Linked DNA regions of Homo sapiens: region 2 is linked to region 1. A link is an interaction called in ENCODE POLR2A ChIA-PET data of the cell type or tissue named here. Cell type or tissue: OCI-LY7. All regions are shown on one strand. Each heading gives the region's core, and the rest is flanking DNA. Links, peaks and the distances in the headings are about the cores only.

Region 1 (16,192 bases), core at 6,840-11,839:
GCTGATGCTCTCTGCAATGTGCCACCTCCCGGCAGGAGGCCAACCAGCACAGAAATAGAGCATTAAACCACCAAGGCTAAGAACCCTCACAGAGTGCATTTCACCTCCCTGCCACCTACACCAGAACGGGTGCTGGTATCCTCGGCTGAGAAACCCATAGACAGTTCACATCACAGGACTCTGTGTGCAGACAATCCCCAGTACCAGCCCAGAGCCTGGTAGACTTGCTGGGTGGCTAGACCCAGAATAGAGATAACAGTCACTACAGCTCACATAGAATACACATTCTATTCAACACCACATGGAACTTTCTCCAAGATAGACGGTATGATAGGCCACAAAAGGAGCCTCAATAAATTTAAGAAAATTGAAATTATATCAAGCACTCTCTCTGACCACAGTGGAATAAAACTGGAAATCAACTCCAAAAGGAACCTTCAAAACCATGCAAATATATGGAAATTAAATAACCTGCGTCTAGATGATCATTGGATCAAAATTGAAATCAAGATGGAAATTAAAAAAAATTTCACACTGAATGACAGTAGTGATAAACCCTATCAAAACCTCTGGGATACGACACACGCAGTGCTAAGAGGAAAGTTCATAGCCCTAAACGCCTACATCAAAAAGACTGAAAAAGCACGAACTGACATTCTAAGGTCACATCTCAAGGAACTAGAGAAACAAGAACAAACCAAAACCAAACCCAGCAGAAGAAAGGAAATAACCAAGATCAGAGCAGAACTAAATGAAATTGTAACAATTTCATGAGTTGAAAAATTTGTCAAATGAAAAAAAATACAAAAGATAAATGAAAGAAAAAGCTGGTTCTTTGAAAAGATAAATAAAACTTATAGACCATAAGCAAGATTTCAAACAAGAAAAGAAAAAAAGAGAAAAGAAGAGAGAAAAATCCAAATAACATCAATAAGAAATGAAATGGGAGATGTTACAACTGACACCACAGAACTACAAAAGATCATTCAAGACTACTATGAACACCTTTACCTACATAAACTAGAAAACCTAGAAGAGATGGATAAATTCCTGGGAAAATACAACCCTCCTAGCTTAAATCAGGAAGAATTAGATATCCTGAACAGACCAATAACAAGCAGCGAGATTGAAATGGTAATTTAAAAATTACTAACAAAAAAAGTCCAGGACTAGATGTATTCACAGCAGAATTCTACCAGACATTCAAAGAAGAATTGGTACCAATCCTTTTGACACTATTCTACAAGATAGAGAAAGAGGGAACCCTCCCTAATTCATTCTATGAAGCCAGCATGACCCTAATACCAAAACCAGGAAAGGACATAACCAGAAAAGAAAACCACAGACTGATATCCCTGATGAACATAAATGCTAAAATCATTAACAAAATACCAGCTAACTGAATCCAACAACATATCAAAAAGATAATCCACCATGATCAAGTGGGTTTCATACCAGGGATGCAGGGATGGCTTAACATACGCAAGTCAATAAATGTGATACACTACATAAACAGAATTAAAAACAAAAATCACATGATCATCTCAATAGATGCAGAAAAAGCATTTGACAAACTCCAGCATCGCTTTATGATTAAAACTGTCAGCAAAATTGGCATATGAGGGACATAAGGCAATGTAATAAAAGCCATCTATAACAAACCCACAGCTAACATGATACTGAATGGGGAAAAGTTGAAAGCATTCCCTATGAGAAGTGGAACAAGACAAGTATGCCCATTCTCACCACTCGTTTTCAACATAGTACTGGAAGTCCTAGCCAGAGCAATCAGACAAGAGAAAGAAATAAAGGGCATCCAAATCAGTAAAGAAAAAGTCAAACTGTCACTGTTTGCTGATAATATGATCATTTACCTTGAAAACCCTAAAGCGCTCTCCAGAAAGCTCCTAAAACTGATAAAATAATTCAGCAAAGTTTCCAGATACAAGATTAATGTACACACATCAGTAGCTCTTCTTACACCAACAGCAACCAAGCAGAGAATCAAATCAAGAATTCAACCCCTTTTACAATAGCTGCCAAAAAAAAAAATACTTAGGAATATACCTATCGAAGGATTTGAAAGACCTCTACAAGGAAAACTACAAAACACTGCTAAAAGAAATCATAGATGACACAAACAAATGGAAACACATACCATGTTCACAGATGGGTAGAATCAATATTGTGAAAATGACCACACTGCCAAAAGCAATCTACGAATTCAATCCAATTCCCATCAAAATACCACCATCATTCTTCACAGAATTAGAAAAAACAATTCTAAAATTCATGTGGAACAAAATAAGAGCCTGCATAGCCAAAACAAGACTTAGCAAAAAGAACAAATCTGGAGGCATCACACTACCTGATTTCAAACTGTACTATAAGGCCATAGTCACCAAAACAGCATGGTACTGCTATAAAAATAGGCACATAGACCAATGGAACAGAATAGAGAACCCAGAAATAAACCCAAATACTTACAGCCAACTGATCTTTGACAAAGCAAAAAAAAACATAAAGTGGGGAAAGGACACCCTTTTCAACAAATGGTGCTGGGATAATTGGTTAGCCACATGTAGCAGAATTAAACTGGATCCTCATCTCTCACCTTATACAAAAATCAACTCAAGATGGATTGAGGACTTAAATCTAAGACTAGAAACTATAAAAATTCTGAAAATAACATTGGAAAAACCCTTCTAGACCTTGGCTTAGGCAAAGATTTTATGACCAATAACTCAAAAGCAAATGCAACAAAAACAAAGATAAATAGCTGGGACTTAATTAAACTAAAGAGCTTTTGCATGGCAAAAGGAACAGTCACCAGAGTAAACAGACAACCCACAAAGTGAGAGAAAAATCTTCACAATCTATACATCTGACAAAGGACTAATATCCAGAGTCTACAACAAACTCAAACAAATCAGCAAGAAAAAAACAAACAATCTTATCAAAAAGTGGGCTAAGGACATGAATAGACAATTCTCAAAAGAAAATATACAGATGGGCAACAAACATATGAAAAAATGCTCAACATCACTAATGATCAGGGAAAGTGAAATAGAAATCAAAACCACAATGAGATACCACCTTACTCCTGCAAGAATGGCCATAATCAAAAAATCAAAAACACAGTAGATGTTGGCACGGATGCGGTGATCAGGTAATACTTCTACACTGCTGGTAGAAATGTAAACTAGTATAGCCACTATGGAAAACAGTGTGGAGATTCCTTAAAGAACTAAAAGTAGAACTACCGTTTCATCCAGCAATCCCACTACTTGGTATCTACCCAGAGGAAAAGAAGTCATTATACGAAAAAGATACTTGCACATGCAAATTTATAGCATCACAATTCACAATTGCAAAATCATGGAACCAATCCAAACATCCATCAATCAATGAATGGATAAAGAAACTGTGGTATATACATGTGATGGACTACTACTCAGCCATTAAAAGGAATGCATTACTGGCATTTGCAGTGACCTGGATGAGATTGGAGACTATTATTCTAAGTGAAGTAACTCAGGAATGCAAAACCAAACATTGTATGTTCTCACTGATATGTGGGAGCTAAGCGATGAGGACACAAAGACATAAGAATGATACAATGGACTTTGGGGACTTGGGGGGAATTATGGGAGGGGGCAACGGACAAAAGACTACAAATAGGGTTCAGTGTGTACTGCTTGGGTGATGGGTGCACCAAAATCTCACAAGTCACCACTAAAGAACTTACTCATGTAACCAAACATCACCTATACCCCAATAACCTATGGAAAAATAAAAAATACTTTAAAAAATACACACACACACACACACCTGTTCTTTACATCCTCCTTTGAATCAGTTTTCACATCTTAGTAGCTCTTTAATTTAATGTGTTAAACAAAATATTTAACACATGCTCATTTTGCTTCTGTATGAGGGTCAGTGTGTTTGGCTAGCTGAGGGCATCTAGTGAAGACTTCTGCTTCACTTTCTGCCCATGGTGATGGCATAATGCTGAGCTCACAAATGGCAGTGGATGCAGGGCCTCTTATTTTTCTCTTTCAGCTGTCATACTTCAATATCTATGGGAAACATCAAGAAATCTTTATACTTGGAGTACCTTCCCAATGCATTTTTAGCCCTTTTCTCCCTCTCAAACTAGCTGCGATAAAGAACCAGAATTTTTATCTCCAATCCACTGCAGAATAACATTTTTGTCAAATACAATAAAAGTGAATTACTAGAAAAATAACCATGTGCTGAGATGTTACAATGTCAAATTGTTATAGAAGTTGTTAAATGCTAACTCTGAATTTGTATACTTAGCTCATGGTTACAGACAGTTTTAGTGCTGACACCAGTCTGCAGTCCACATTTTGAGGAGTACTGCTTTATTAAAAGTGCAGAAAAGACTTTAATTCCCTGGACCAACTTGTCCTGTAAAATCCCACCAGACCAAAAAGGCCCAGGTCTATGCAGTTCTTTCCTGAGGTTGGGCAGCTTTCATTGAGTAGTACAGAGTATGGGAGAGGCAAGGGCTCAATCTCTGAATGTCTCAATCTCTTCCTTGTTCTGAATCAATGGCCCTTCCAGTCTTAGACTTTTGCAAGGAGGGTCCCCCATGAACATTCTCACTCTTCCAACTGTTCTCCTCCAAATCCAGTTTCTTGTCTTTTATTCATCTTATTCTCCATATTAAGTAGAAAACAAGTCTAGCTCCGGTAATAAAGACCAAAATAAGAATGGCTTAAATAAGGTAGGAGTGTTTCTCTCTTTAACAGTCTGAGCATGAACAGTTTGTGTCTACCAGACATCTTGGCAGTGTGTGAACCCTGACTCCTGTCTTGCAGCTCTGCAGTCCTCAGCACACAGCTCCCTTTTTGTGATCTAGGAGCCATTCCAGCTTCCCTGTCATCATGTCTACAGTCCAGTAGGAGGAAGGAGGATGAAGGGAGAAGAGGAGCCCATGCTCCTTTTTCTAGGGATGTGACCCAGAATTTGCACATATTACTTCTGTTCACATCCAACTGGCCAAAGTCTAGTCACATGGCAACACTGACAGACAAGGGAGCTGGAAAATGTTGCCTTTAATCCGGGCACCCACGTGCCCAACTAAAACTCTGGGATCTGTTATTAAAGCAAAAAAAGAGATGGATATTAGGAGGCAGCTAGCGATCTCTGCCACCATCTTCTTAAATTTCCAGAGTCAGGTGCTTCTGTTCTCCCTTTAGTAGCACCCCCTCCCAACAAAAAGAGGAGGTGCTGCCCCTTAGCACCTTGTTCCTTGCAGAACTTGGGTCAGATGCTCATGAGGCTTTCTTTTGCTTGTCACACACACTCTAAAGGGGTGGACTGTGCTCTGCTCTTATCAGGGTGAATGTGGAGTCTCCAATTCCAGTTCAATTTCCTTCCTAAAAAGAAAGACTGGCTATTTTACTTACCAGAAGAACTGAAGACATCTCACCAAGGCAATTCTTTAAAATGGAAAGGCAGCCCAGCGTACTCTCACATGGTGGGAGGACTATTTCTCACTTAGCATGCTTTGGCTCTGCCTGTTTGGGAACAATAGACCTTGTTATTCCTGTTAAGGAGAACTGGATTCTTCCTTGTTCTGCCTGAGCCTGCTCATATTACTCTCCTTTTGCCATCCAGGAAGGAGGACACCAACTCCTCTAAAATGGTTTGGATCTGTGTCTGCACCCAAATCTCATGCTCAACTGTAATCCCCAGTGTTGGAGCTGGGGCCTGGCAGGAGGTGATTGGATCATGGGGGCAGCTTCCTCACGATGGTTTAGCACCATCCTCTTGGTACTGTTCTCACGATAGTGAGTGAGTTCTCATGAGATCTGGTTATTTAAAAGTGTGCAGCACCTCCCTGCTCACTCTCTTTTGCTCCTGCTCCTACCCTGTGAAAGCTTCACTCTCCCTTCACCTTTTGCCCTGATTAGAAGCTTCCTGAGGCCTCCCCAGAGGTAGAAGCTGCTATACTTCCTATACAGCCTGCAGAACCGTGAGCCAATTAAACCTCTTTTCTTTATAAATTAACCCAGTCTCAGGTATTTCTTTATAGCAGTGCAAAAACAACAAATACAACCTCATTCCATTATTTTTTAATTTCAAGAATGAGTTGATCATTGTGATGATAATATACAACGATAATAATAACTAAACTTGATTGAGATTTACCAAGCACCAGGTGCTCCTTTCAGTGCTTTACTTGCTTTACTTTATTTAATCCTTACAAGAACCCTTTGACGTTAGCAGAATTACTGTTGTTTTTCCACTTATGAAAACAAACAAAAGTTAAAAAGGGTTAAGTAACCTGCTCAAGACCATACAGAGCTAAACTCCCTGGTTCAGATTTTTAAAAAATTTGTATTTTGTTTTATTTTTAAATGAATAGTTACTGGGAATTTTTCTAATGATCAATTTTCACTGCATAAAAAAGTATGAAAAAAAATCACCCACCCTATCATTTTCACAAAGCTAGCCACTCTTAAACATATTGCTGCCACTGTGTTCCAATTTGGGTACATTTTGTGACTGTTCCAATTTGGGTACATTTTGCTAGACTTCTGGGGCATGAAAAATATTCCCAGGAGGCCAAAGAGAATAAGATGAAGCATTTTCAAGCTCTCTTTTCTCTGTGAAAAAAATCTATCATGCATTATTTAATGCTCATTCTTCTCTCTGAGCTCTTTTTAACATTTATTGACTGTTAGCAAAAGATGCCTTCTTGCGTCAATCATCTTCTGAGTGCATTGGTGGCCTGTCCTCAGCAGTCAGTGGTGCATTCATGGTGGCCTTGCTTATTGTCCTCAGCGTCACCCTCATAACCGAGCAAGATATTCCAAGCACAGGGGCTGCTCAAGAGATTATTTATTTCTGTACACAATTGTAGAGGAAGAATTCCTGCATCTAGATATTGCAAAGAACTCTCTAGACTGACTTCTGGGTGCCCTCTATTCCCCATTTCATTCATTCAATCCTCACAATTCACTGTGAGGGTCCATTCACCCCTTTAAGAAGGAGGAAGCTGAAACTCAGATAAAGTGATTTGCCCAAGGACCCTCAGAGACCAAATGGCAAAACCAGGGCTGGCAGCGAGGTTTTCTGACCCCAAGCCTGGCCTTCTTGTCCTGATATGACAGCTGTTCACTCTCTGCCACAATTACCAGGCTGTGGGAAAACCCTGGCATTGTGGGGAGGGGGCAGAAGGAGCACATCCACGGCTTGTGTCTGCATTGCTTGGTCCACTAGCTCACCGTGCGAGGCCCGGATGGGGCTCCATGGCGCACTCCTAGCAGCCTTCGGCTCCTCGTTTTTCTAGGGAGATTCTTTCATTCCTTTATCCCTGCCCCCTCACCTCCCTACTGAATACAGAAACGACCCCAGGAATAAAATGCGAGGGCTCCAGCAACATAAAGCAAAGGTTAGAAATTGAACGCCACCCCTCCCGAAGCCAGGAAATTCCAGAGACGTGGTTCTCATGGCAGGGGGACTTCAAGTTACATATTTTGCAGTCTGGCTAACGGGTTGTACTTTTCAGTGTGAGGCTTAAGACAGGGTCTGCTTGTGCCACAAGGGTGCCTCCGGGCTCTCAGACCCATATTGGATTGCACACAGGCTGTACTGTGGATTAGCTGTGAGATTTGCAAATGTATAGTTTACAATGCGGTAAGAACCTGGCGGCCAGGGAGCGTGAGTGAACTCGGAGAGCGTTTACTGTGGTTGTTCATGTTTGGGGAGGCCTGTTCAACCCTTGAGGCTGCATTAGCATAGTTGGGGCCTATACAAATCAGTCTAAAGTTAATTTACAGTGAGTTTCAGGAGTTCTCCCTCCTCTCCAAGGAACTGGCTGTGCTTCCCTGGGTAAAACTGTGAATGCCTCAGAAGTCTAGATAACCTGGGATGCCCAAGACTTTAACAGACTGTTCTATGCCTGTTGTTTGACATACATTGTGCTCTTGATCTTCCCAACAGCTCTATTGTTGTCTCCTTTTACAGAAGAAGAAAATGAGTGGTCTTTATTAGAAGCGGTTTCTTAATCAGCTGTGAGCTAAATCTGGGGGTTCTGTGGCTCACCTCATCCTGGCCTCTAGGTTCCCAGTGAGTGGGCAAAGCGCCGGTTCCCAATGTCTAAGGCTGACCGCCAACCGCCTGCCCACTGCTCCTCTCCCACCAAAGCAATGCCTGGAGAGTTCTCCCACCCATTGCAAGGCGCAAGACAGACCCTCACCCCAGCCCGAAGAATGCAGAACCCCAAGAGTTTCTCTACAAGTCACCCTAGAGTGGAAGCCTGAGGTTCCCGTGACTTCCTTTCTCTGCTCCCTGAGTTGTTTCACAGGGCAGGCCCCAGGCCTCTACTCATCACTTCTGGATCTTCAATAGTCTCTGTTTCAGCAACAGAAGCCAAGCCCAGGGGTCTCATATGCCTCCCCAGATCAGCACTTTGATTTGGGGATCTTTCTCACTTCTTTCCTACATCCCCCTTTCCCCTGTATTCCTCCTCTATTTCCCTGTGGCTTCCTGTGCCTTCTAGATCCCAGCAGCCCTTGCAGGCCAGCCTGCCTTGGACCACACTCTCATGGGGGAGGCCTCACCTTCCCTTCCTCCATCCCTCCTCCCCAGGCCTCCTGCCAGACTTCCTCCCAGCCAGCTGTCACTCAAAGAAAGATCTGATAAAATCAATTAATAATGACTGCCACTATAACCAAACTGCTCTATAACAGAAAAATGTATTTAACAAACATTCTCTCTGAACTCTCATATCAGCCTGCAATATCATTCTCCTCGTTTCACCAGTAATGAAGGAAATAAATATCCATCTCTCCAAGAGGTTAAGTAACCTGTCCCAGATCATGCAACTAAGAAGTGTTAAGATTTGAATCCAAGTTGTCTTATTCCAAATACCTGGCTCGCTCTTTCTTTTCTTTTTTTTTTTCTTCTTTCTTTTTTCTTCTTTCTTTTTCTTTCTTCTTTTTCTTTCTTCTTTTTCTCTTTTTTCTTTCTTTTCTTTCTTTCTCCCTTTTTCTCTCTCCTCTCTCTCTCTTTTCTCTCTCTCTCTCTTTCTCTTTCTTTTCTTTCTGTCGCTATCTCTTCCTTTCTCTCTCTTTCTCTCCCTTCCTTTCTCTCCCTTTCTTTTCTTTCTTTCTCTCCCTTTCTTTTCTTTCTTTCTTTCCTTTCTTTTGTTTCTCTCGCTCTCTCTTCTTTCTCTCTCTGTTCCTTTCTCTCCCTTTCTTTCTTTTTTCTTTCTTTCCTTCTTTCTTTCTTCCTCTCTCTTTCTTTCTTTCTTTTCTCTCTCTTCTTTCCTTCTCTCTTTTTCTTTTTACCAGCTGCTGCTTCCTCACCACTGTCCCACTGAGGGTTAATGCCTGCATAGGACTTAATCTGGTTCTTTTCCCAGCGGAGTTTGATCCAGTGCTTGGACCAGGAGAGTAAGCCAGCATTAGAGAGAGGCTGAGGGGCGAGCCTGGAAGGGCCTTTCCAACTCCCTTCCAAGCAGCCTCAGAGCAGAGGGCTCCCGCTTGACCTGCTCAAGAGAGAAGTGGCCATGCTCATGCAGAGCTTCTGAGGGCTCTTTTCTGCCAAATTCTAGAAGGCAAAGCAAGGGAAGGAAGACTTTGCTTGCTGTACCATTCTGAATGGCAAGCTGACATTACGGAGCCTATAGACTCTTCTTCTCTTCCTCTTCTCTTGATTTCTGGAGGTTAATTCTTCACTGTGAGGCAGAGAGACCTCTCTCAGAGACTCTGGCTGTGTTTGCAAAGCAGGTCCTGCTGCCCAGGAGGCTCAATCTGAAGTGTGAATAAAGCTAGTAATACCTGCCCCTCCCCACATTCTGCCAGAAAGCCCCCCCCCCCCGCCACCCCTTATTAAGTATTTGTTGCATGAATAAATGAATGCTGCTCTACCTCTCCGTTCATGGAGCTAAGTCACCCAGTCAACTCATTCTTACAGATGGGGCCTTAAGAGCTTAAGAGGTCACTTTTTTGCTGGAGGAATGCTCAATTGAAAAAAAAAAAAAGATTACTAATGTGAAATTTAAAGGCCCCATATCTCTTGGCTGTAGAAGCTAATTTTATCAGAAGTCATTTTAGTTTACAAGCAAATCTCATATGCAGATGAACATTGATGCAGGCTGCCTTTTACATAATTGAACTAGATGGTTGGCCATTTGGTGTAACTGGAGAAGGGCTGGAATATCTCCTCTACCCTGAATGTCACTCACACTGTTCTGTCTCATTGCCTGGGATCCTCCATTGGAGGTGCACTACCTTGTCATCTTAAGAGCCTTTGAGATAAGTGTTGTCAACAATTCAACATGTGGTTGGCATGACACTAAATATTCAGATACATGCATCTCCATTACTGGGATTGTATAAAGATAGTATCACTATCCTAACCAAATTAAAGAAAACCTACCCAAGATGAGATTCACATGCTTCTTATTTTCTGAAACTGAAGGTACCTCATGTCTCCAGAAGTGCCATGAATTCCAGGCCCCAAGCCTAGAAAAGGAAGCAAAAGTGTAGAAAGAAAAAATGGCCTTGAAATTAGAGTGGGAAACAAGAAACAAGCAAGGAGTAGGAAAGAAGAGCGGAAAAGGAGATGCTGGCAGTGGTGACAGCAAAGAGAACTATGGTGCCCATTTTCTACAGGGAAGCAATGATTTGTTCCTCATGAGCCATGAATCCTTTCTCCCTGGACTCACCTTATTCCACTTTGTCTCAGGGCCTGGAATCCCACCTTTAGGGATGAGCTCCTTTGCACACTTAACAGCCTTTTAGCAGTCACTGTTTAGCCTGGGGCTGGTTCCATGCACTTGCCAGTCTGTAGGCATCTTCTGCTTCTCTGACTGAAGGTCACATCAGGTGAGGCTGGGCTGTGTACACCTAGTCACTTGTGTAGATGCTTCGTTCACATCTTCACGGCTGTGACAAAAATGTTTTAGGAAAAACTAAATGCGTGGCTTAGATCTAATCAAGTTGCTCAGTGAGATTATTTACCCCAAATGCAGGGAGCTGGAGTTAAAGACAGGGGGTTCATTCAGCAATGACAAAGCAATGCATTTCCTCATTTGTAGCATCTGGCTTCCAAGCCTCTGTTTTCCCAGTTTTCATTCAGAGCCAAGGATTAACTGCTCCAGAGAATCAAGACGATAAGCAGATGTTGCTTTGCCTGTGTTCTTTTCTGAATCAAATCTGTTTGTAGATATTGGGTGTATGAAGATCAGCCCTGACACAATACTCTCAGATGTCAGGGCCATGCACTTGTCCACCACAGCAGTGTTTTCTAAAGCATTGGCTCTCCAGCGCAAAAGAGAGCTTCAGTCTCCTTAGCAAATGGCTACTGCCATAATCTGCAATGGGCACAGCATGTCTCACCTTTAAGCTTCTGCCAGGACTTCTGGACTGCGGGGGTAGGAGAGAACAGAACATGCAGCTTGACTCTAACTTTCAAAGCATTCTTCATGGTTCCAGGATGCTCTCTCCTCTTAACCCTGAAGAATCTCATTTCACCTCCTTTAGATCTCTGAAAATGCTCCCCAAAACTCAGGAAGAAGACTTACATCTTTAGCGTCCAACTTTTTTTTTCTCCCAGTTGCAACACACTACAGCAGCAATTTTCAAACTCTTTGGTTTCAGGACTCTTTTTCATGCTCTAACAATTACTGAGGATTCCAATGAGCGTTTGCTTATATGAATTATATCTATCAATAATTTCCATATTAGCAATTAAGACTGAGAAAAACGGACCAGTTATTACCTCATTAAAATTTGAACATTACTTCATTAAAAATAACAATAATAAATCCATTATGTATTAACACAAATAACACTTTTATGAAAAATAACTACATATTCAGAACTAGCAGCAAAATCTAGTGAGAAGCCTGGCACGGACTTCAGTTTTTGAAAATCTTTTAAATGTCTGATTTATTAGAAGCCGGCTTGATTCTCATATATGCTTCTGCATCCAGGGTGTTGTGATATAACACATCATATGAGCTGTGGAAAATGCCAGTGTACACTCATGAGAGAATGAGAATGAAAAAGGCAAATCATGTCTTAGTACTGTTATGAAGATAGTTTTGACTCATGGACCCCTTTGGGAACCACTGCTTTATAGTGTTAGAGTTGTTAGGCTTCCCAACACCAACCACTTCACCCATGTGCGTGACCACACACACACATGCACACTTGCATGTGCTTGCCTACTATTTTTGTTTTGGCAATATCATCATGTTCTTGGGATAACTGAAAACTGCACTGAGAATCAACATTCTGCTCTGCTAACTAGTATCAGAAGAGAAGTTATGGACCTCATTTTAGAGCCTCATAGTCCTGGATTTGGATCCTGTCTCTGTCACTACTAAACTCTGTGGCCTGGGGGAAAATTACATAATCTTTTTAAAGCCTCATTTTCTTCCTCTGTAAAATGGAGACAACAATAGAGCTGTTGGGAGGATCAAGAGCACAATGTAAGTCAAACAACAGGCATAATATCTGGTAGAGAAAGAATAGGTGCTTAATACATAGTAGATATGATTATCATCATTGTTATTATTATTACTCAGTAACAGTGTAAGCTCCATGAGTGTGGGGGTTTTGTTTGTTCACTGCTATAACTAAACTCTACACCTTTAGTTAGTGCTCAAGAAATATGAATGCACGGACTTTTATACAAATTCAACTTCCTTCAGAACCTACCATCCTGACTCGAGGTAAATTTAGTCACATAAGAGAAGAACAGGTGGCCCCTGTCCTGTGAGCTTTTGGACTAATTAGGGGGAGGAAAGACTGATACTTAAAAAACAGAGCAGTAACAAAGGTGTAGGGTGAAGAGTTGAAATGAGCAGAACCACCAGCATTTATTGCCATTGCTCACAGATGGGAAATTCCAACACCTGGCATGGGGATTGGTATTGGCTTTGAGGTCTATTTGCCCGCTGTTGTTTGAATTATTCTAGCAACTTGTATGAACAACCATTCAGTGGGAGGAGATGGAGTAGACAGTCCTCAAAGATGGTTACCATCAGGATCACTTGAGGCCACGAGTTTGAGACCAGCCTGGCCAACGTGGCGAAACACTGTCTCTACAAAAAAATAGAAAAGTTAGCTGGCCATGGTGGCACATGCCTGTAATCCCAGCTATTTGGGAGGCTGAGTCAGGAGAATTGCTTGAATCCAGGAGGCAGAGGTTGCAGTGAGCCGAGATTGCACCACTGCACTCCAGCCTGGGCAACAGAACAAGACACTGTCACACACACACACACACACACACACACAAATTATATATATATATATATATATATATATATATAGTTACCATCCCATCAATTCTTCCTGGCATGCTTTTCCTCCCATCAAGATCTCTATTTGATCTGGGCTGGCCTTGTGACTTGATTTAACTATAGAATGCCGTGGAAATGACATTCTGGAACTCCCAAACACAGTTTCTTTCTTTTTTCTTATTCTTTTTTCTTCTTTCTCTTCTTTTTTTTTTTTTTTTTTTTTTTTTTTTGACAAAGTCTTCCTATATTGCCCAGGCTGGAGTGCAATAGCATGATCTCAGCTCACTGCAACCTCTGCCTTCTGGGTTCAAGAGATTCTCCCTCCTCAGCCTCCTAAGCAGCTGGGATTATAAGTGCACACCACCATAACCAGCTAATTTTTGTATTTTCAGTAGAGACAGGGGTTTCACCATGTTGGCCAGGCTGGTCTTGAACTCCTGACCTCAGGTGGTCTACCCGCCTCAGCCTCCCAAAGTGCTGGGATTACAAGCGTGAGCCGCCGCACTTGGCCACAGTTCTTTCTTAAGACAACTTTTGCTTCCTCTCTCTTGGACGTCAGCAGCCGAGTAAGAAGTCTGACCACCCTAATAGAGCCACCACGTGGGGAGAAAGCCCGACAGAAGGAAGGGCCACATGAAGAAGCACCAAGGCACCAGACATTGAAAGAAGCCTGCCTTGGCCTTCCAGCCCAGCCCATCTAGCAGCTGACTGTAGTCAAGGAGTGACCCCACTTATATTTAATACTAAGTGGAGCAGAACCACCTGACTGAACCCTGACACACCACTGCAGAATCATGAGAGATAACGAATCGTTGTCTTAAGCCCTTGTGTGTTGGGGGGCATTGCTTATGCCACAACAGAAAACTGCAACAGGAGGACAGGGGCTGGGTATGAAGAGGGAAAGGTGGCAGAGCCGTGGCACTCATAAAGCTCAGGGTCTGGTAGATAGCAGCCTTCCCCTCCAACTTCTGGCACAGAGAACATAGACTCAACACCCTTTTACGAAGGTATGTCTGGATTTAAAATTATATCTTTAAAGAAAATCTTATAAGCAATTGTCAAGTTGGAAGAATGTTAGGTAACAGATAATAGAGCTGCCAGGATAGACATGTCCAAGTTCAACTTCACTAAATGATCATACCCATCCTAGTGGTAATTGTACCCACTATGGTTCCTCTTGAATATTTTTACTTTGCAGGCCACTTTCATGGGGCCAACTAATTCCTGCTGCCAGGCCTTTGCTCCTGTTTCCCCCACTCTCTAGACTGTCTTTTCTTTTTTTCTCTTTCAATCTAATTCTACCCTTCTTCAAGATTCTGCTTGGCCCATGGTCTCCATCGCAGGGCTTTTCTAACTCCAGCTTGCACTGGTTACACCAACCCCTGAAGGTCCACATCCTCAGCATATGTGGTATGTGGCATACAATTTGCCACTGAGAATTCAAGCATCAGTGTCACAGATGGTTAGATGTGACCGGACTTCAGAGATGGTGTCTAAGACAGGAAACTGGAGCTTAGGGAAAGTGACTTGTCTAGGCAAGTCACTAACTACTTGACAACTAACTACTTGTCTTGTAGTTAGTTAGTGGAATACAGAACATCAACACCGCAACTCTATAGTTTTGGTAATCCAAATTTACCAAGTACCTGAATCAAAAATAGAATCAGGACAGGGCCCATTGGGAACCAGCAATTGCAAAATGGGCTTATACCTGCTGTAAAACAAAGAGAAGACACTCAGAGGGGGCAGTTACAAAGTTGACTTCTATCAGACTATATGTTTGGCAAGGGAAGATACTCAAAACAAGCATTATCTGGGGGAAAAGATTAAGATCAAAACCATAACAACATATCTGTTGGCCAGGTGCGGTAGCTCACACCTGTAATCCCAGCACTTTGGGAGGCCAAGGAGGGAGGATCACAGGAGTTCGAGACCGGCCTGGCCAACACAGTGAAAACCCATCTCTACTAAAAATACAAAAATTAGCCAGGCATGGTGGAGCATGCTAGTAATCCCAGCTACTTGGGAGGCTGAGGCAGGAAAATTGCTTGAACTCAGGAGGTGGAGGTTGCAGTGAGCCAAGATCGTGCCACTGAACTCCAACCTGGGCAACAGAGCAAGACTGCATCTCAAAATAAATAAATAAATACATCTGTTTGGCCAGAGCCTATGTTTTGAATAGTTCTGCTGCAATGAACAAAGTCTCTGCATCACAAGGTGCCCAGCCTGTGTGACACTGCCCTTGAGCCGCAGCATTTTGGAGAGTATACTCCACTCCCTTATCCCCTGTCCTGAATTAAGACCATCCACCTGTATTTGCAACATTAGCTCAGCTGAAAAGGTAATTATGGCTCATCAGGATAGTTGAGTAGAAATCATACGCAACTCGACAAAAAAAGACCTGAATAAAAACAAAGAAAAAGAATCACATTTAAGTGTGTGGTGTTAGCCCTTTTGTAACAGACTGTGTAAGTAAACTGATGAGTTTTGCAATCATCAAATTACTGTCGATTTATTTGTTAAGGCATTTAAAACAATTAGGGGAATTTGATATATTAGAATTGTGAAGACTTGAATTGCTTATGTGTGCACGAAATGTTTACTTGTTAGGGAGAATGTAGTTAAGTTGATGTTTTTGAGTAATTAATTACTCAGTAGTGTGTGAATATTTTCAAAATCTTGATTGCTTAAAGATTAGGAAATTGCACATCAAAGTAGGTAGGAGTTGTTGTGAACACTTCTTTCCATCTCCCAAAGTTGCTGGGACATAACAAGCTTTGGCTTCTCCCAGGGGAGTTCCCCACTTCAGGGCTGGTCACCCTAACACCTCCCTTGATCACATTCATTTTCCATTGTGGGAGCAGAGATTCAGCATCCTCTCTTTTTTATCCTTCA
Region 2 (16,192 bases), core at 5,436-10,435, 65 kb before region 1:
AGGAGGGAACGTGAGAACTGTGCAGAGTGTGGAAGGGGTGTTAGAGCATGAAAGGATGGGCCACTCATGGATACGAGGTCAGCAGTGGCTGCAGGAATGGGATGGGGTTGAGCTGCAGCATGGAGACATTTAGGGTAAAGATCTGGGGAAATGTCTCTGAGCAGTTTGAGGAGCTTAAGTTCAAACCCCAAGGACACCCCTCGCTGCCAGGTTCTCCAAACCCAGCTCTGGTCAGCTCACCCAGGCCTGCAGTGAGCTCAGAGGAGCTGGAAGGTGACCTGGAAGGAGAGGCTGAGAAGAGGGGGAGGAGAAGACCACCCTTAAGAGCAAGGGGAGGGGAAGCCCCTTCCTCTCAGGTCCTGGGGGGCCCTCTGCCATCTGAGGAGGGCTGGAGCCTGCCAGGGTATGGACAAGGGACCCAGTCATGTCAGATTTCTAGGAATGGAGCCTGACTCAGGTAGGTACCCAGAATTTCCACTTCATGCTAGCCCCAAATTCAAAGTTTCCCCAGAAAGAACTGAGCCCACAAGATTGGGAAGGGAAGCCCTGCTCCGTCTTTGCCCAACCAGCATGGAAGGGGTCGGGGAGGGAGTTCCAGCCCTGTTGTCTGTTCATTTGAGGAAAACTGAGAGCCCAGCCCTGCCCTGAGGGCATTTCTAGGTTAAGAGGTGCCAGTTCACAAGAGGCAACAAATGGTATGGACTAGGGAAAAGGATATTTGCCTTTTGGGGTTTGGCATATAGACTAAGGAACCAAATCACCCAGGTCTAAATCCTGCTTTGTCATTTAAGCTATTTAACTTTGTCCCTCAGTTGTTCCATCTGGAAAATGGGGGTAATAATAGTACCGATTTCAAAGGGCTGTAAATGAGGCTAAAATAAGTGAATCTTGAAGAGTATTTAGTATGGTGCTTGTCACATATGTTTGTTAAATAAATAAAATTTTTCAAAGCCGCTACTGACTATTTGATTCACTGCAGTATCCCCAGCCCCTGGCAAGTGATCAGTAAATATTTGTGTAATGAAGGAAGTGCTCTCAAGGAGGGCTTTGTAACCAGTTAGAAGGAATAGTTTGACAAGCCACAAAAGGCACGTGCTTCAGTTGCAACTGGTGGTTGCTAACCTGTCTCTGGGTGGTGATGTTGGCTACGAACAGTGGTGGCAGCGTCTGTTCACTGCAGATCTGTTGCTTTGCTGAATGGTGGGGGGTGAGACTGAGCAGTGTTCCCTGCCCTTCACCCACTGCTCTTGCTGTTTCCTCCAGATGTTTAATGAATTTTTAAGCCACCAGTTTCAAGGAATGCCCAATGTGAGCCTGCCCAGGACACCTTGTCTGTCTGAGCCTGCCTGTTGGCTTTGTCTGCTTCTGGGTAAACCTCGGGGAGTGGCAAAGACTAACTGGGTGATGAAGGAGACTAGAGCAAGGAGTTTGGCCAAACTTCACCACATCAGGCAAAAGCTCCTTCTAGATGGTTAGACTAAGGAGAGCAATTCAGAAACACAGACCATTCCCCCAAGGTCACGGGAATTGAAGCCACACTGAACATCACCATCATGTTTGGGGGGATGTTGGGCCATGGTGGAGGGTGGGGTTGAATAGAGAGAGCAAAGATAAAATGGATCTGCCAGCTAGGTCCCAGGGCTGGTGGTTGGTTTGGAGGTGCATGCATGGCAGATGGTATTATTTAACATCTCACGCCCGTGTGTTGTCTGGAGTGCTTCTGAGAGCTGGCCCGTCTATCACTCACGCTTCTGTGAGGCTTCCAACAGCACCCATGCCACCCTCCTCTCCCTTCTCCCTGCAGCATGGACACATAGGAGGGTCTCAGGAAATACCTGCGTTTGGGTGGACTGATGACCTATGCAGGAGGTCAGCTTGCTTTATAAAGTTCCAGGTTGATCCCATTCTGCCCAGGTCATAAAGTATCCACCAAGGTTCTGCTGTGTCCACTTTTGTGCCCTACATAGTGCAGGCCACTGTGGAAACATCTGTGGGGAAATAATACCTTGGACCCAACCTTGACTGAGCTCTCTGACACTGGGCTGCTCTTTCTTCTGCTCTGACTGGATAAGACAAAAGGCTTTACTCCCTCAATTAAATCTTTATCAGTCTATCTTTATCCAAACAGATGGCGAAACTATTTCACCACTAAGCAAATTAACAGCAATAATAGTATTGAGCACAGTGAATATGCATGGATCACTTACCACTTGCTGAACATGGTGTCCAAGTGATTCATATGTGTCATCTCGTCTAACTCCTACCACAGCCTGTTGAGGTAGTTTCTACTGGAAAGACTGGGGTGTGTGGAGGGTTAAGTGCCCGCCCTCTGGTACTGGGCAGCTTGGATTCACCATTTCCAGCTGTGTGATTTTCAGCGCGTGCCTTCGCAGAGCTGTAAAATAGGGATGCAAGTCACAGGATATTTTTGAGAATTGAAGAGACAATGATGCATGAGCTTAAAAATGTGCATACTACATTTTAACAACATTTTAGCTGTTATAATGAGTCCCCATTTGATAGATGAAGAAGCTGAATTAGAATAATTCAGTAGCTTGCACAAAGTCACAGTAAGTGATACGCTAAGATTTGAACCCTGCCTGACCTCCAAATCCTTGTGTGTAATCCCTGTACTACACTACAGTGAATACAAGTTTATTCTTCTTTGCCTCAGGTGCTGTGCTGGTCAGTTTGCAACCAATTATCTCACTTAATCTTCCAAATAATTCTATGAAATGAGCTAATCTCCTGGCCAGGGCAGGGCCTAGGCGGGGCTGCCAGCTGGGCCAGTATGTGGAAGGAAGTTCCCTCCACGATGTGAAAGGGTCACCCCGTTAGATCCACCCAGGGAGTCCTGTCCCATAGGCAGATGCGGAAGAACAGGGCCACAGTAGTTACCGAGGAGGGGCATCCATACTGCTCAGGAGGTCAAGTTTTTCTGAAACAGACATTTCACCTAAAACCATTATAAACTCATTGAGAACAGGTGTTTTCGTCTGTTTTGTTCACCAGTACATACCCTTTCTCACACAGTACCTGACATATAGTAGGTGCTTAATAAATGTCTAGTAAATAAATGGAAAGGGAGCTCTACATTGTGGTTCTAGGGCGAGAGGGCCATGTGTGCAAAGGCACAAGGTGGAGGGGGACAGCATGGCCCACTGGAGGTATAAGTTGGTTGAGCCTATTCTAAACCATGAAAACAATGCTCTAATACAGGTGAATGCTCCTGCTGGGACAGGACAGGAACTGAAGGCTAAGCAGGGCCCAGTTCACCTAAGGGCCTGGGATGGACACCTGAGGGAGAGATGAAGAGGACTGTCCCTGGGGCCCTTAGGCACAGGCAGGGTGGTGAAAGGAGGCAGATGGACAGACAGCCACGGCGAGGTGGTGAAGGAGCCAAGCCCCAGCTCCACAGACACAATGTTCATTAAAAATTCAGGGAAATAGCAGAAGTGCGTGTCCTAGAGGGTGGTAACTGTCAAATGAATGTGAAAGACACAAGTGTTCTTCTTTTGGGGTGGCATCGGTTGAGAGGAAGTTCATCTAAACAAGTGCTTCTTGATTGCCTACTGGAAAAAGACATACAGTGAGGCCCTCTTCACCACCCCCCTCCAACCTTAACCTCTCTTCATTTAATTTTTTAATTTGTGCCCCTCCCCTCAAAAACAACAGAACAAAACAGGTAGCCACTGTTATTAGTTTCTTGTATATACTTCTAGAAATTTAAAAATATATATAAATCCAAGTAATTTTTAAAACATACGAATTTTATTATTCCGTATCCATTGTTCTTCATTTTGCTTTTTACCCCCACCACCCACAATATATCCTTGGACTCTTTCTATATTAGTACATAAAGAGATTTTTCATTTTATTTACTTACTTATGTATTTATTTATTTTTTTGGAGACGGAGTTTCCCTCTGTCACCCAGGCTGGAGTGCAGTGGTGCAATCTCGGCTCACTGCAGGCTCCGCCTCCCAGGTTTACGCCATTCTCCTGCCTCAGCCTCCCGAGTAGCTGGGACTACAGGCGCCCGCCACCACGCCCGGCTAATTTTTTGTGTTTTTAGTAGAGGCGGGGTTTCACCGTGTTAGCCAGCATGGTCTCAATCTCCTGACCTTGTGATCCGCCCGCCTCGGTCTCCCAAAGTGTTGGGATTACAGGCATGAGCCACGCTTTTTCATTTTATTTAAAATTTACATAGCATTCCATTTCATGGTTGTACTATATTTAACTGGTTCCCTATTGATAGACATGTTTAAGTTTCTCCCAGTCTTTTGCTATTACAAGCAGTGCAATAATCAATTATCTGGTATTTAAGCAACTGTAAATGTGCTTCTAGAATTCTTACTATAGAAATAGCATTTCACATGCAAATCAAAACTACAATGAGATACCATCTCACGCCAGTTAGAACAGTGATCATTAAAAAGTCAGGAAACAACAGATGCAGGTGAGGATGTGGAGAAACAGGAACACTTTTACACTGTTGGTGGGAGTGTAAATTAGTTCAATCATTGTGGAAGACAGTGTGGTGATTCCCCAAGGATCTAGAACCAGAAATACCATTTGACCCAGTAATCCTATTACTGGGTATATACCCAAAGGATTATAAATCATGCTACTATAAAGACACATGCACACGTATGATTACTGCAGCACTATTTACAATAGCAAAGACTTGGACCTAACCCAAATGCCCATCAATGATAGACTGGATAAAGAAAATATGGTACATATACACCGTGGAATACTATGCAGCCATAAAAAGGAATGAGATCATGCCCTTTGCAGGGACATGGATGAAGCTGAAACCATAATTCTCAGCAAACTAACACATGACCAGAAAACCAAACACCGTGTGTTCTCACTCATAAGTGGGAGTTGAACAATGAGAACACAGGCACACAGGGAGGGGAACATCACACACCAGGGCCAGTTGGGGGTTAGGCGGCAAGGGGAGGGAGAGCATTAGGACAAATACCTAATGCATGCAGGGTTTAATACCTAGATGATGGGTTGATAGGTGCAGCAAACCACCAGGCCACATGTATACCTATGTAACAAACCTGCACATTCTGCACATGAATCCCAGTACTTAAAGTAAAATAAAAAAAAAAAAAAAAGAAGAAACGAACAAACAAAAAAAGAAATAGTATTTCACACGCACGCACAATTCTTTACAGTTTTGTTTTTTAATTAAACATTTTATTTTGAGATAATTATAGATTCACATGCAGTTTTATGAAATAATACCCTTTACCCAGGTTTCCCTAACTGGGTGCAAAACTATGTATAATAATAGCACAACCAGGAAATTAATGTTGATATAACCCACTAAACTCATTCAGGTTTTACCAGTTTTCCATGTGTGTATTAAGTTCTACACAGTTCTATCACCTACAGAGGCTGTAGTATCCATCACCACAGTCAAGAGAGAACAGTTCCATCATCACAAGGATCCCTTTTCCTGGCCTTTTGTAACCACATCCACCTTCCCCCCTGGCTACTGCCTCCACGCCACCCCTACCCCGTCCCTAACCTTTGGTAACCTTGGAACTTTGGCAATGTGTCCTAATTCTCTGTACTTTTGTCTTTTCAAGAATCTTATGTAAATGGAATCATATCATACAGTATATGATACCTCCTGGAATTTGATTTTTAAAAATCAGCATAATCCCCTTGAGATTCATCTAGATTGTTGCATGTATCAATAGTTTGCTCCTTTTTATTGCTTCGTAGTTTTTCATGATACAGATATACCACAGTTTTTTTAACCGTTCACTCATCGAAGGATATCTGGGGTTCTTCCAGTTGTTGGCTCTTAGGAATAAAGTTGTTATGAACATTTATGTAGAGGTTTTTGTGTAAACATAAAACACTTCATTTTCCTGGGATAAACACCCAAGGGTACAGTCGCTGGCTTATATGGTAATTGCATGTTTAGTTTTATAAGAAATTATCAAACTTTTCCAGAATGGCTGTACCATTTTATAATCCTACCCACAATGGATGAGTGATTTGCATCCGTGCCCACATGTGGTGTTGTCACTATTTTATATTTTAGTTTTTCTGATGTATGTGCGTGGCTTTTAAAATTTCTCACCACATTCTTCCAGCTTTAAGTCTCTGGCTTTAAATCCAGGACTTCAATAACAATAACAGTTGCCCTTTATTGAGCTTATGCCATATTCCAGGCACTGTTCCAGGTATTTTACATATACTGCCTTATTTAATTTCACTTATTCCTCAGTATAAGCCTGGGAAGTAGAATCCAGCTGTTCATCACAGGCTTAGTCATTTCTGAAATGGTTGGTGGGCTTTAAATCATTTGCCTCTCAGTGTATCTTTTTCTACGTCCCTTCTCTTCTCTCAGCTTACTGTTTTGGCCTCTCCTTAGGGAGAAAGGAACCGGGGGTATTCAGGACTTTACTCTTGCCTTTAAGACAAGTACCAGATGGATGGGAACAGGCCAGAGAGCCAAGGGGCCAGAGTGTAGTAGTGATTGATGGGCTTCTGGTGCTCCCCCCCTTCCTGGTTCATAGCTACGGACTAACCAGCAAAGCTGGTGGGCTGGGGAGGAGGACCGGGAAGGAGGGAGAAAGGGTATTCTTCCCTGGTTGCCATCTATATGCTCAAGCCCTGAATTAAAAATACCTATGGTCCTTCATGTGAGACAGGGTTCTGCTCACTTGCCCATGATCTTCCTGTGGCAAATGAAAACCCTTGACTGCTCCCAGTCCATGAGTTGAATCCAGGCCCACACCCCAGAGCAGCAGGGAAGGAAAAATGCACAGCTGACAGCCGCGAAGTCCCAACGAAAGCTTAGGGGTAAAACTGGAAGCAACTCTATTCTCTGAGCTAACAAAATGCCTGGAAGTCAATGTGGGTAAATAGTACTGCAATCAATTAAAATTAATAAACATTTTCCTGCACCTTCTGTATACAAAGGCCTTTCACAGCATGTCTGAGCTGGAGGGGACCGTAGGGCCATCTCCATTTTCTCCATTTTGCAAATAAAGAAACAGAGTCCATCTGCGAAGAGACCAAAAGTAGGGATGGGATACTTGTATTTACTCCAAATCTTATCTTTTCCAGGCCATTTCATCAAACCGTGAGATTGTTCTTGTTTTATTTTAGTTTTGGGACAAGGAAACTGAGACTCAGCAAGTGTAAGGAACTTGTCTACCGTCTCCCAGCAAATTAGCAGTGCCACCAGCCACCAGCATTTGAAAGGAGTCCCCAACCCTGATCTGCTTCTTACAGATGCATCCATGCTACAATAACTACAACAGCAACAAACAATAGAAGGAGTGCTGTATCAAGAGCTCAAGTCTCGCCGTTACCTTGTTGGGTGATCTTAGACAAACTACTTATACTCCTTAGGACTTGGCTTCTTTATTTGGGAAATAGAAAAGCTGGAGATAGCCCTTCCAGCTCAAAAACACTGTGTGGCGGGGACTTAATTAAAGAAGGTCTTACCTGTTGATTATCCAGTGAGGACATCTGCAGTGTACAGCTCCCAAACAGTGGAGACCATCATGATGTGCCTCTGAATTCTGGAAGCCCCACGAGGGCAGGTGGCATAATAAAAGTACAGGGAGATACATTTCGAGGATGTTTGGGTTCTTATCTCATCTAGGGTGTTCATTTGTTAGGCTAGGAAACTAAAGACAGCTTAAAACCCTGAGCTTTTAAAGCGCCTGGTTTCCCACCCGCTGCCAACACTGATTTTATTTCCCATGTGCTCTGTACCCAGCTCTTCATTCGGTTCTGCATCAGCCCCACAGCTGCACACGTGCATACGTTCAGGCCCCAGACTTAGACAGTTTTGGTTCCTGTAAGTAGCTTTGACAGAGCTCAGCGGTATTCCTTGGGTAGGAGCTGTTTTCTTTTAAAAAGCAGATGTTGATGACAATAAGGTCTAAAGAGAAGACTGCAATGTAACGGAATTTTAAAATCACTTCTATTTAGAGGAATCCACAGGATATGTTTTAAGAAAATACACCCTCCCATGTTATTATATTACTAGTTTCATTGATGAAAAGGCTCAGCTACATTTGGCTTAACATCCTTAATACAAAGGGGCACCTCAAAACACATTTCCAGGCCAAAAATGGTGTAGATTTCTTGTCCTTTTCAATTAGACCTTACTTTCTATCAATGGGGTTCCCTTGTTACCTCTTTTTCCTTTTTTAAAATTTTATTTTACTTTAAGTTCTGGGATACATTTGCAGAACATGCAGGTTTGTTACATAGGTATACACGTGCCATGGTGGTTTGCTGCACCTATCAACCCATCCTCCGGGTTTTAAGCCCCACGTGCATTAGATATTTGTCCTAATGCTCTCCCTCCCCTTGACCCCACTCCCTGACAGGCCCTGGTATGTGATGTTTCCCTCCCTGTGTCCAGGTGTTCTCATTGTTCAACTCCCACTTATGAGTGAGAACACGCGGTATTTGGTTTTCTGTTTCTGTGTTAGTTTGCTGAGAATGATGGTTTCCATCTTCACTCATGTCCCTGCAAAGGACATGAAACATGAACTCTTTCTTTTTTATAGCTGCATAGTATTCCATAGTGTATATGTGCCACATTTTCTTTATCCAGTCTGTCATTGATGGGCATTTGGGTTGGGCCAAGTCTTTGCTATTGTAAATAGTGCTGCAATAGACATACGTGTGCATGTGTCTTTATAGTAGAATGATTTAAAATCCTTTGGGTATATACCAGTAATAGGATTGCTGGGTCAAATGGTACTTCTCCTTCTAGATCCTTGAGGAATCACCACCCTCTTTTTCCTTTTTCAAAATTAAGAAAAGCAAGTAGTTTTTCACTTATGAGAAAATAAAAAAAAGAAACAGAAAAGAAAACAAGGATTTTATTTGGATATTTAACTATTTTTTAAAAATAGAAAACATATTAATATGATTAAAAGCTCAAAAAAGTCAGAAAGATAATCAGCAAAAACTCTCCCTTCCGCCCCACTCCACAGACACAAAGTTCCCCTCCCCAGAGGCAATCAGTGTCTTTACCCTTCCAGAGGTATGTGATGCATAAGCAAACACACATTCCTGCCCATTATTTTTTTCCTTTGACCTATTATATCACGCACACTATCTGTTGTTTTTTTCATTTAGCAATATATCCTGGGGTAATTCTCTTTCATTATATGAAGAGTTTTCTTTTCAGCTGTATAATATTTTGTTGCAATTTATTTAGTAAGTCCCCTACTGATAGCTATTTGTGTTGTTCCCAATCTGTTGCAATTACCAAAAGGCTTCAGAAGTACCTTGTATATGCATATCCTTACATATGCTCGGATAGCCTTAGAAGAAATTCCTTGAAACAGAAGTTTAGAGTCTACAAAATTAGCCGGATGTGTTGGCGCATGCCTGCAATCCCAGCTACTCAGGAGGCTGAGGCAAAAGAATCTCTTGAACCTTGGAGGCGGAGGCTGCGGTGAGCTGAGATCACACCATTGCGCTCCAGCCTGGGCAACAAGAGTGAAACTCTGTCTCAAAAAAAAAAAAAAAAGTTTAGAGTCAAAGATAGGAGCATTTGTAACAGTGATGATGAATTAGACTTTCATTTTATTTTACGTTTTTTTTTTTTTTTTTGGACAGAGTCCTGCTCTGTCACCCAGACTGGAGTGCAGTGGCATGATCTCGGCTCACTGCAACCTCCGCCTCCCAGGTTCAAGCGATCCTCCCACCCAGCCTTCTGAGTAGCTGGGATTACAGGCACGCATCCCCATACCTGGCTAATTTTTGTGTTTTTTGTAGAGACGGGGTTTTGCCATGTTGCCCAGGCTAGTCTTAAATTCCTGGGCTCAAGCAATCCGCTGCCCTGGCCTCCCAAAGTGCTGGGGTTACAGGCATGAGCCACTGCGCCTGGCCTACACTTTCATTTTAAAATCACCTGTAACCCCTTCTTCAGTGTTAGTCATACTAACATTTTAATGTATAATTTTCCAGAAACACCCATTTAACAAACATATACCAAGTCCCGAGGGGCTATGTGTTCTAGTAGGCCCTGAATACAATAGCATAGCACAAAGCTGGCTTCTAGAACGGAGGAAGAGGCACCCAGTAGACGAGAGAAACTGTTATGAGTTGCTCCACGTCACTCGGGTGTGAAATTTTCTCCCTAAATCCCATCAAATCTGGATCTCAGCTCTACCCTTGCCAAAGTCTGCACCAAATTCCACATTAGCGGCCGGGGTCATTTCCTTTCCCATGGATCGTACCAAAATCCTGGGGTTTTTGTGGCCAGAAAATTGGAGGCAGCTCTCACATCCTCAGCCCACTGCTGTCACAGTTTCTGGGGTTGTCCTTGGGGGACCTGCTCCCTGGGGGGCTGGAGATCGCTTGCTCAAAGCCCTCCTCTGTTCTATCAACCCCCAGGTGGGTTCCCACCATGGAGACATCTGCTTTGCACCCTCAGAGGAAATCCCTGCTCCCACTGAATTCTGCACCCAGGAGTTTACTCAGTTTCCTGGTGCAGTATTCTTTTTAAAAACACCAGCTTCCACTCCTTCCTTTCCTTGCCCAGTGCTAGCCCCTTCCCTAGAAACTCACCAATAGCTGGGAGCTATGACCCTCCCAAAGAGCCTAGACTGGTTAGACCACACAGGTTCAGCTGCTTTGAGAATTGGGAGAGGGGAAATCACATTTTCCTTCCTGGGGTTTCTGTATCCACAGGAATAAAGCAAAAATTAATATCTAAGTGATTGATCCTACTGCATAAAGGAATAAATAAAAATAAAATGACAAGCTCTGGTAAGCCTTGTTTTGTCTACTGCTGTATTCTTTGCACTTAGAATAATGCCTGACACATAGTAGATGCTCAGGAAATACTTGTTGGCTGAAAGAATGATGTGTTAGGAGGAAAAAGAATGGGGGAATGTGTAAGGGAGAACATTGGAGCTAGTGGATGACTGCTTTAGACTGGGTGGTCAGAGATAGTTTTTCTGAGGAGGTGACATCTTGATGGGTTTTTGAGGATCAGAAGGAATCAGCTCTGTGAACTGTACTGGGAGGAGCCATCCAGGTAGAGGAGGGCATGGAGGGCTTCAGAACTAGAAGAGAGTTGTAGGTGAAGTGAGCCCAGAAAGAAGCCTTGGACAAAGGCAGCAGGTTGTGGGGGACCTTGCAGGATGTGTGAAGGCATGTGTAGAGCGCATGCAAACTGCGACGCAGAAACTTTCAATGACTTTGAGCAGGTGAATAAAATGATTTCTTTTTTAAACTTCTTTACATTTTTAAAGATCTTCCGGGCAGCTGCTTAATAGTAGATTTGAGCAGACAAGCGGGTAAATCAGATCTGTAGAGAGGTTACTGCTACTGTCACTGAGATGACATGGCTGGAACTGGGGTTGGTGCTCGGAAACATGGAAAAGTGTGGGTAGATTTGAGATAAATTTGGAGGCAGACGAAACTCCATTATGGATCCAAGGCGGGAGATGAGAAAAAGAGGGAAACTATAAGAGTTATTCCCAGGCTTTTCCCTCGGAAGAATTGCAATCTGGGCATCACTGGGATGCAAAGTGAGGGTGGGGCAGGCTGAGGAACGCAGGCTGGGGAGTTTGTGACCATTGTCTACATAACATTGATGTGGTGTTAAGAATGGGGGAGAGTCAGACAGCAACGTACTAGTCCTGCCTGTGCCAGGGCAACTGTGGGATAATGGGCAGGTTACCCAAACTCTGTGCCCCAGGTTCCTCATCTGGAAGGAAATAATAATAGTTCGTTTCTAAGTTTTTATAAGGATCAGTGGAGATAATCTATGTAAAATGCTTACAGTAGTGTCTGTCACATAGTAAAGTATCCAATTTAGCTATTTTTCTCTACTTCTATACTGGAATTTAAGATGGATGTACAGTGTTCCATTTTATGAATCGAATATTTATCCAAATCCCCAATTGTATTCTTTTCAGTGTTGCAGCTTATTAATAGTAGCACAGTGTTAAAAGCACAGACTTAGGAGCTAAACTCCCTGGATTCAAATCCTGACCCAAGCACTAACTAGATGTATAACCTTGGGCAAGTTAACTAAGCTCTTGGTGCCTCAGTTTCCTAATCCCTAAAATGAAGATAATAACAATAGCACCTACTAGTACAATCTCAGAAGTGATTCTATTCCAATTAAATCATTACACTCATATATTACACTCATTAAATTAAATGAGTATAAAGGTCTCGCTCTCTTAGAACAATGCCTTAGAACTTGAATATATTAAACATCGTGTAAGCATTGGCTTTTATCATTATGTGCCAGCTACTCTTTTACATGTGTTATGTGTATTTCCTCATCTAATATTTATAATACCCCTGTGAAATAGCTATAACTATTATGCCAATGTTATCAATCAGAAAACTGTGGTGCAGAGATTTAAGCCTAGACTCCAGAACCCCTTGCTTTAACAATTACTATTTATGGCACATCATTTTATATGTATTTTTGCTCATCATATGCCTATTTCTTTAGGATAAATTCCAAGAAATGGAATTTCATAATTTAAAAAACCCTATTTTAAGGTCTTTGGTGCATATTAACAAATTACTTCCCAGAGTTTGTAGCAATTTATAATCCCTTGAAAGCAATATAATAGCTATGCTTTCTCACAGGATTGCTTTCTTTAGAGTTAAGTAATTCTTATTAATATTGCTATACCAGTTCTTTTTTGGTTAATATTTGCACAGTATGTAGTTCTTCCATTCCTTAATTTTAATCTTTCTGTGTCTTTATTTTTTAGATTTACATCTCGTAATCAATGTGTATCTAGATTTTGGCTTTTTATCCATCTGAATACTCTATTTATCATAAAAAGAAAGCTTAATTCATTACTTTCACTGTGATTACCGACATAGTGGGACTTTTGTCCCGATATATAATTTTGCATTTTTAATTTACCATACTTCTTTCTTTTCCTTTCCATCTTTTTAGTCCTCTAATGGATCCACTGAGTTTTCTTTATTCTTCCTTGGTTTCCTTGACTAGTTTGAAATTGTATAGTCTATGTCTATTTTTTAAGCAATTGCTCTTACATTTTTAATATGCTTATTTAAGTTAACAAATTCTGTCTTCGTCCCAAGCAAGATTGGCATCTTTATGTACATTCATTGCAAATGATCTGTCCTTCACACATCTATGATAATATTGCTAATAGACTAACTTTATTAATACATTTCTCTCTCTCCAATTATTCTTTAACAAACATTCATGCAGGACTTCTGGCTATGGCCTAATGAGGAAACTGGCAACCTCTCTTCCCATAAAACCAACTATGAAGCCAGCAAAATTGATAAAAATAACCTTTTCAGTACTTTGGAAACTGATCAAAGGCAGACCACCTGAGAAGCTTTTATGCTTGAAAAACTGCTAAACTTCGGGTATGGACAGTGGCAATCTGTAACGTCTTAGCCTGGGGCTGCTCCTCTCCCCAACTTAGCTGATGTGAAGTTTGCCAGGCCTGGGCAGGTCAAGAATACTGGCAGCTTCTCTGCCAGGATTGTAGGGAATTCACCAGATTTGGAGCAGTGGGCAAAGCCCATAACCAGAGGCATTGTTGGTGAAGTGACCATGCCAGCACAGGTAAGTGGGTGGGGACAGTGGTCTACTAGCCTGAGGCTGTGTGGTTGGGGCCAGTGTATTCCTAGCTGAGGCTGTGGGTATACACAGCAGGGAATGAAGAGGGCTCAGAATCCCCCTTCAAATTCCCACTCAGAATTCCATTGTCATGTCTCCCTAGTATCTTCCAATCTGGGTTAGTTCCTCAGTCTTTTTTTCTTTTCATGGTCTTGACACTTTTTTTTTTCCCTTTTTCAGGCAAGGTCTCGCTCTGTCGCCCAGATTGGAGTGCAGTGGTGCAATCTCGGCTCACTGCAACCTCCGCCTCCTGGGTTCAAGCAATTCTTGTGCCTCAGCGTCCTGAGGAGTTGGGATTACAGGCGGGCACTGCCAGGTGGACTAATTTTTGTATTTTCAGTAAAGATGGGGTTTCAATATGTTGGCCAGGCTGGTCTTGAACTCCTGACCTCAAGCGATCCGCCGGTCTCAGCCTCCCAAAGTGCCAGGATTAAAGGCGTGAGCCACCATGCCTGGCAGATCAGGGCACTTTTGAAGAGCACTATTCAGCAATTTGTAGAATGAATGCTCCTCAACTTGGAATCAGACAAGGATAACTATTAGGAATGTGCTAGAGAATGTATAGGAAAAGATGGATAGAATGAGTAAAGAATTATATGGGAGTATTTCAGGAAAGAATTGGAAGCACTATAAAACCCAATGAAAATTTTAGAACTGAAAAATACAATATCTGAAATCATGTCTTCAGATGGGATTCATAGCATCTGGGACATTGGGGTATTCAGAATGAAGGATCTGTGAACTTGGAGATAGGGCAAAATAAATTATTCAAACTGAAGCAGAATGAAAACAAAACTATTTTTTTAAATGAACAAACCGTCAGTGACATGTGGAATAATATCAAGTAGTTGACATATGTAATTGAAGTCACAGAAGACAGAACATGACAGAAATAAAATGAAAACAAAAATGATGGCCGAATATTTCTTAAACTTGATGAAAAACATCAATACACAGATCCAAGAAGTTTGACAAATCCCAAATGGGATAAATACAGACACATCATGGTCAAATTGTTTAAAAAGATATGAAGAAAATATTAAAAGAAGCCAGAGGGAAAAAAGAAAAATTATCTACAAGGTGACAAGTATTTGTATTGCTGTTGGTTTTTAAAATTAGAAACAACAAAAGCCAGAAGACATTTGAAAAACATCTCTAAAGTGCTGAAAGAAAAAAACCTTCAACCTTAAATCTTGAAATGATATATCCTTAAAAAATTAAGAAGGCCAGGCGCAGTGGCTCACACCTGTAAACCCAGCACTTTGGGAGGTTGAGGTGGGCAGATGACCTGAGGTCAGGATTTTGAGACCAGCCTGGCCAATATGGTGAAACTTGATCTCTACAAAAAATACAGAAATTTACCTGTGTGGTGCCACACACCTGTAATCTCAGCTACTCGGGAGGCTGAAGCATGAGAATCGCTTGCCAGGAGGCGGAGGCTGCAGTGAGCCGAGATTGTGCCACTGCACTCCAGCCTGGGCAACAGAGTGAGACTTCGTCTCAAAAACAAAAACAAAAACAAAAACAAAAAAATTAAGGTGAAATGAAGACATTTTCAGATAAACAAACATTGAGAGAATTTATAGCCAGTAGACCTTCACTACAAGAAGTGCTAAAGGGAGTTCCTCAAACCAAAGGGACACTATACCAGATAGAAACACATGCGACCAGGAAGAAATGAAGAGTTCCAGAAATAGTAAGCATGGGGGTAAATAGAAAAGGCTTTTTTCCTTTCCTTAATTTTCTGAATGTGCAATTGATAATTTAAAGCAAATGAATGATAACAATATACCATGGGGTTTATAACATATGTAAAATAAAATATGTAATCATAATACTACAAAGTACAGTAGGAGGTAAATGAAGTATGTTGTACAGTTTTTATTACATGTGAAGTAGCATAATATTAATAAGTTGCAGTCTGTAAAAAACTAAAGTTGCATATTGCAATCTCTAGAGTAAGAGCTACAGATAAAAAAGAGGCATAACTAAAAATCCAATGGAGGAGATAAAATAAAATACTAAGAAATAACACAAAGAAAATCAGAAAAGAAGAAAAAATGAACAAAAATGGGGGAAATAAATAGGAAGCAAATAACATGATAGTAGATGTAATCTAAAATAATTGTTTATCAATAATTACATACATGCAAAGAAGCTAAGCACTTCAATTAAAACCTCAGTGCCTTAAGCACATATCTGGTTCTAATAACTTCACGGTCGATTTGGTTTTTAGTTGGTTTTTACAGCTCTGATTTTAGCTTTCTTTTTCTACTTTCCAGTACTTGTGGATTTCCTTTGTATGTTTTTGAGATAGGCTGAATATGAATTGTTTTTAAATAAATATATAATATTTACATAATTTTATATATATATGTGTATATATGTAATATAAATCACGGCTCACTGCAGCCTCGATCTCCTCAGGCTCAAGTGATCCCCCCACCTCAGCCTTCTGAGTAGCTGAAACTACAGGCACACGCTACCATGTCCAGCCAATTTTTGTATTTTTAGTGGAGATGGGGTTTCTCCACGTTTC

Evidence for each region. ChIA-PET counts read pairs that join two places held together with the same protein. Peaks named below come from ENCODE experiments on the same cell type or tissue, not always from the same donor. Only the 100,000 strongest peaks of a DNase experiment are listed, where the experiment ranks them.
Region 2: POLR2A ChIA-PET joins it to region 1 with 11 read pairs; 2 of 35 experiments call an interaction of 5 or more read pairs at or near these places.

What each region holds. Positions count from the first base shown.
Region 1 is chr2:45,145,686-45,161,877 of GRCh38, forward strand. No RefSeq gene overlaps it. Among named protein-coding and RNA genes, the nearest start is that of LINC01121, 100 kb to the right of the region's middle. In OCI-LY7, for the core only: no CTCF peak of the experiment used is centred there; no DNase peak of the experiment used is centred there.
Region 2 is chr2:45,082,243-45,098,434 of GRCh38, forward strand. No RefSeq gene overlaps it. Among named protein-coding and RNA genes, the nearest start is that of SIX2, 81 kb to the left of the region's middle. In OCI-LY7, for the core only: no CTCF peak of the experiment used is centred there; a DNase peak (open chromatin) is centred at 7,829; H3K4me3 peaks cover 986 bases; H3K27ac peaks cover 2,255 bases.